2 separate regions of the Homo sapiens genome follow, and region 2 is linked to region 1. The links are chromatin loops, found by intact Hi-C in ENCODE. Cell type or tissue: heart right ventricle. All regions are shown on one strand. Links, peaks and the distances in the headings refer to the core of each region. The heading gives the core; the rest is flanking DNA.

Region 1 (2,921 bases), core at 287-2,786:
ATTTTGTGGCTTTTGATTTTACATATCGTGAAATCACCTTTAGAGAGTATACAAAAAATTTCCCCCAAAATGGCAGGTTTTTTTCCTTACCCATAGTAATACTGGTTTTTATCATTATTCTCCAACTGAGTCAGTTTAGTAGTTTAAAAATATGTCTTGTTTTACTTTACATTGCTTAAAGAAAGGGTGATTGTTTCACATATGTAAATGCAAATAATATGTATAACATTTTGAAGTGTCAGCTCAAAGTAGATACTCATAACCAATAGCAGGTATTAGCAGCCTTGAGAGACTGGCCACTTTTTACAAAGCACAATATATATTGAAGTCTTAGTATTAACTGCCTCTGTATTTTTAAAATTAAGATTGCTCAAAACTTTTGTGAAAATTTTCTAAAGCTCAATACATATCAAGATGGTTCGACTTAGGATGAGATATGCATTTTTTTACTAGCCCCTTCACCTTGTCAGCAGATATTTTTAAATGTCTAGATATTGACATTCTCTCTTTATCTCATGGCCCACTTGAGTTTTGCTTTAAATTGGTGCCTGTGTTGATGCATGCACACACATATTTACATATACATATATGTGTGTACACAAACGTCTACTCTACATATGCAAACTCCACCTCCTGGGTTCAAGCGATTCTCCTGCCTTAGCCTCCCGAGTAGCTGGGATTACAGGCGTGTGCCACCACACCCAGCTAATTTTTGTATTTTTAGTAGGGACAGAGTTTCCCCACATTGGCCAGGCTGGTCTCAAACTCCTGACCTCAGGTGATCCGCCTGCCTCAGCCTCCTAAAGTGCTGGGATTACAGGCGTGAGCCACCACGCCCAGCCTTGTGTGGTTTTTTAAAACCACTCCATACATACACATTTGATAGATATTGATAGATATGTATACACACATATGCATACATACAGAGATTCAAGACCTTACATTTTCCCCCTTAGGCTTAGCAAATCAATTAATACTAATGTTTTCTTGTTTACTATTTTATTTCATTTATTTATTTATTTCTGAGACAGGGTCTCGCTCTGTTGCCCAGGCTGGAGTGCAGTGGCGCAACCATGGCTCACTGCAGTTTCGACCTCCCAGGCTTAAGGGATCCTTCCACCTCTGCCTCCAAGTAGCTGGGAGAACAAGGGGACACCACCACACAAGGCAAATTAAAAAATAAAAAATTCTTTTAGAGATGGTGTCTTTTAGAGATGTTGCCCAGGCTGATCTTGAACTCCTGGGCTCAAACAATCTTCCTGCTTCGGCCTCTCAAAGAGCTGGTATTATAGACCTGAGCCACCACACCCGGCCTCTTGTTTACTGTTTTAAAGGAGTAATCCCAGGGGTGTTCTCACTGCAAAACACCACTGAAAGAAAATAAAACACTATTTCTCCTGGATTCTTCTCCTCACCATTAAACAAGTGAGTAAACAGCAAAGAAGCCTACTTCAGAACTACCTGACCTGCTCACCCCACTGAGCTGCCAAGAGCTGCACCCACTGTGTCCCACAAGCATGACAGGCTCGGCTCTGCAGGGAATGGGCACAGCCCCACACAGTCATCGCAACCGACATCTGTGGGCAAGACGCCGAGGTACACCTCAATCACGTGTGCCTGTCACAGAACGCTCGCTCACGCACCTGCTTCAACCGTGTGAGCTCAGCCTGTGGGTTTTCCTTGATTGATGTTGGTGTAACTGCTTCACGCTCTCCGTGGGTGAAGGGAAGTGGGCTCTGCTCAGAGCAGTTTGTGGTGCTTCACACTTCCACTTGACATTACACAAGGAATAGCAAGTTACAGAGGGAGGCACACGCCTGCAGGCTCTCCACACCCTCACTGACGGATGGAGAAGGCATCGAACCTTAAAATAAAACAACAATGAAATAGGGGCTTTGAAAACCAGGAAACAAGCAGGCGAAGGAAGCATCTGTCTCTTTCACTCTGAGCCAACCCCAGATGAGTCACACGCGTGTGCGCGCACACACACACACACCATGCCCACCAGAGGACCACTGATTTCACCACCTCTAGGCCTTCGTAGAGGCTTTTAATGTTTCTTGACTAAGCAAATTTGTTCTTTGCCCAAACTACCACAATATTCATGAAATCATTCAGACCTAGAAAAAAAGAGAAAAAATGACTATTTGAGCAAATTTCACAACTTTCAACAAGGTTCAATCTACCCTAAGAAAAGGTTTCAATAAATTGTGCCCATGTGTATAACTTTTCAACTTTTTAACATTCATTTCTTATTTTCAAAGTAAATATTCAAGTCAGCTAAGTTACAACACCTGATTTTGGATCTTTGGAACCCCACAACTGCCATGCAAGTTCCCAGGCGAATGATCTGAAAAAACTCCACGGTCTTCAATTGCTCCCACACTTGGCTCTCCTTTTTGTTGCCTCTACTCCTCTGCTATGAGATTCGAGGCAATAACTACAATTTTAGAAAAAGTAAGAAAGCCTGATTATAAGAAAAATCAAAGAAAATATCTGCATATGTTAGAAAAGCATATGCAAAAGGAAAAAAATCCAGTTGGATGCCAAAACTTGTGTGGTTTTTAAAATTTTTATTTATTTATTCATTTTTGAGACAGAGCCTCACTCTGTTGCCCAGGCTGGAGGGCAGTGGCACCATCTCAGCTCACTGCAAAGTCCACCTCCTGGGTTCAAGCGATTCTCCCGCCTTAACCTCCCGAGTAGCTGGGATCACAGGTGTGTGCCACCACACCCAGCTAATTTTTGTATTTTTAGTAGGGACAGGGTTTCCCCACATTGGCCAGGCTGGTCTCAAACTCCTGACCTCAGGTGATCTGCCTGCCTCAGCCTCCTAAAGTGCTGGGATTACAGGCGTGAGCCACCGCGCCCAGCCTTGTGTGGTTTTTTAAAACCACTCCATACATCCCATTGGTGGACCC
Region 2 (2,921 bases), core at 251-2,750, 58 kb after region 1:
TATTTAGAAGTGTGCTGTTTAATTTTCAAAGGTGGGGAATTTTCTTGATGGCTTTGTTATTAACTTCTAATTTAATTTCACTATGGCCAGAGCAAATACTTCGTGTGATCTCAGTCCCTTTTAAATTATAGAAACCTGTTTAACAGCTCGGCATATTATCTTGCATTTGGAATTAAAATAATAAAGTAATAACAGCCTAATTTAGCATAACTACATTCCCCACTGAGTTTATTCAAAATCTCAAAGCTGGGCACTGTGGTGCACACCTGTACTCCCAGATAGGAAGCTGAGACAGGATTGCTTGAGCCTAGGAGTCCAGGAGTTCAAGGCTATAGTGCATTATGATCACACCTGTGAATAGCCACTAAACTCCAGCCTGGAGAACATAGTGACAATCTGTCTCTTATTTAAAAATTTAAAAAAGGCCAGGCTCGGTGGCTCACGCCTGTAATCCCAGCACTTTGGGGGACTGAGGCGGGCAGATCACGAGGTCAGGAGATCCAGACCATCTTGGCTAACATGGTGAAACCCCATCTCTACTAAAAAATAGAAAAAATTAGCCGGGCGTGGTGGCAGGCGCCTGTAGTCCCAGCTACTCGGGAGGCTGAGGCAGGAGAACAGCGTGAACCCAGGAGGCAGAGCTTGCAGTGAGCCAAGATCACACCACTGCACTCCAGCCTGGGTGACAGAGCGAGACTCTGTCTCAAAAAAAAAATAAATAAATAATAAAAAAATAAAAATCAGGGCTGGGTGCAGTGGCTCATGCTTGTAATTCCAACACTTTGGGAGGCCAAGGTGGGCAGATTGCTTGAGCCCGGGAGTTCGAGACCAACCTGAGCAACATGGCAAAACCCCATCCCTCCAAAAATTATAAAAATTAGCCAGGCACTGTGGTGCATGCCTGTGGTTCCAGCTACTTGGCAGGCTGAAGTGAGAAGATTGTTTGAGCCCAGGAGGTCAAGGCTGCAGTGAGCCATAACCATACCACTGCACTCCAGCCTGGGGGAAGGGAGTGAGAACCTGTCTCAAAAAGAGTAAAAATTAAAAATAAAAAAAAATCAGTCACTTATAGAATTGCTAAAAGAATTTCTTTGGCTGGGCACAGTGGCTCACGCCTGTAATCCCAGCACTTTGGGAGGCCAAGGCAAGTGAATCACCTGAGGTCAGAAGTTCAAGACCAGCCTGGCCAACATGGTAAAACCCTGTCTCTACTAAAAATACAAAATTAGCCAGGCCTGGTGGCGCATGGCTGTAATCCCAGCTACTTCGGAGGCTGAGGCAGGAGAATCGCTTGAACCCAGGAGGCAGAGGTTGCCATGAGCCGAGATCATGCCACTGCACTCCAACCTGGGCAACAGGGTGAGACTCCACCTCAAAAAAAAAAAAAAAAAAAAAGAATTTCTTTAATCAGGTAAAAGTTTGATTACTATTCATGGGGAAATGGACAAAGTATTTATTTTTAGGAACACAAGTATTGTTCTTCACCCAAAGTGTTGACTCAAAGAGACTGAGAATAGTGTAATCATATAATCGTACCTTAGAGTTTTACCATTTTTTAAACATCCCATATCATTTCAAAACCAAATAGTAATCACTTGCTTTACCTGTAGGAATCGAGTATTGGGAGATATCAAGAGACCAAGAAAGGAGTTTAAAACTTATGGCAAATTAAACTGGACTAGTATTTGATACTTCTTTAAGAAATAACGGCTGGGCGCAGTGGCTCACGCCTGTAATCCTAGCACTTTGGAAGGCCGAGGCGGGCAGATCACGAGGTCAGGAGATCGAGACCATCCTGGCTAACAAAGTGAAACCCTGTCTCTACTGAAAATACAAAAAAATTAGCCGGGCGTGGTGGTGGGCACCTGTAGTCCCAGCTACTCGGGAGAATGGCGTGAACCTGAGAGGCGGAGCTTGCAGTGAGCCGAGATCGCGCCACTCACTGCACTCCAGCCTGGGCAACAGAGCGAGACTCCGTCTCAAAAAAAAAAAAAAAAAGAAAAGAAAAAAAGAAATATCCAGGGTTGGGGGGCGAGGGGAAGAAACTTGGAGGACAGGTCGATAGGTGCGGCAAACCACCATAGTACACATATACCTATGTAACAAACCTCCACATTCTGCACATGTGTCCCAGAACTTAAAGTAAAATTTAAAAAAAAAGAAAAGAAATATCCAGAAAGATTATCCAGCCTCAAGGTTTATATTATAATGGCTATAAACAACAAAACATAAACCTATTTTCCAAAGGTTTCCAAATATACTACCGAAGAAACAAACATAAAAAACGACTTTGATATTTCTAAAAAGCATAACTTAAAATTTAAAAAAAAAGTTAATGAAAAAACAAACACTCAATGGTTACTGCCTTACTTTAAGAAAAAAAACATTTAGTTAAGCACATTTTCCCCCAAAGCTATTTAAACACCAAGATTCAGAAGTAAACCTTATTTAGATGAGTTTCTAGTCAACGAATTGACCTACATAATCTAAGTTACATAAATCAAAAAGCTAGGCAATATCCTCGAAGGAAGGGGCTAAAAATGGTTTAAAGTTTTTCAGCCTAGGGATAAACATGAACTACAAGAGACATAAATTTTCCTGAACACTCTGTATCACACAGCTAAGTAGAGAGGATATTAATGTTTAATTTTTAAAGTTCTTTAAAAATGAATTTCTGTAAGTATTATAAAAACAACAAGCTCTAATTTTGGCCATAATCATGGTAAGTGTTCACGTGTTAGCAATCAGCTTTCAAAATAAGACTTTATAGATGCAGCTCTTGGGTTTATTACCCTCTGACAATGCACTGTTAGAACACTGTGTGTGTAGAGCTGTTGGGCTCCTACTGGTTCAAACACAGCTTTGAACACCCTGTGTTAATGAAAATTCTCCTTTCCAAAGATTCTTATGGGTCACTCTTA

The links. A loop is a pair of places that touch in the nucleus more often than their neighbours do. Peaks named below come from ENCODE experiments on the same cell type or tissue, not always from the same donor. Only the 100,000 strongest peaks of a DNase experiment are listed, where the experiment ranks them.
Region 2: a loop joins it to region 1, with 2.1 times the contacts of the local background. A loop is called at or near these places in 2 of 110 quality-filtered maps.

What each region holds. Positions count from the first base shown.
Region 1 is chr6:22,061,963-22,064,883 of GRCh38, reverse strand. All of the region lies in intron 8 of CASC15 (cancer susceptibility 15), which reads right to left. Among named protein-coding and RNA genes, the nearest start is that of NBAT1, 84 kb to the left of the region's middle. In heart right ventricle, for the core only: no CTCF peak of the experiment used is centred there; a DNase peak (open chromatin) is centred at 1,679; H3K27ac peaks cover 1,059 bases.
Region 2 is chr6:22,003,476-22,006,396 of GRCh38, reverse strand. The region is part of intron 6 of CASC15 (cancer susceptibility 15); the gene reads right to left. Among named protein-coding and RNA genes, the nearest start is that of NBAT1, 140 kb to the left of the region's middle. In heart right ventricle, for the core only: no CTCF peak of the experiment used is centred there; no DNase peak of the experiment used is centred there.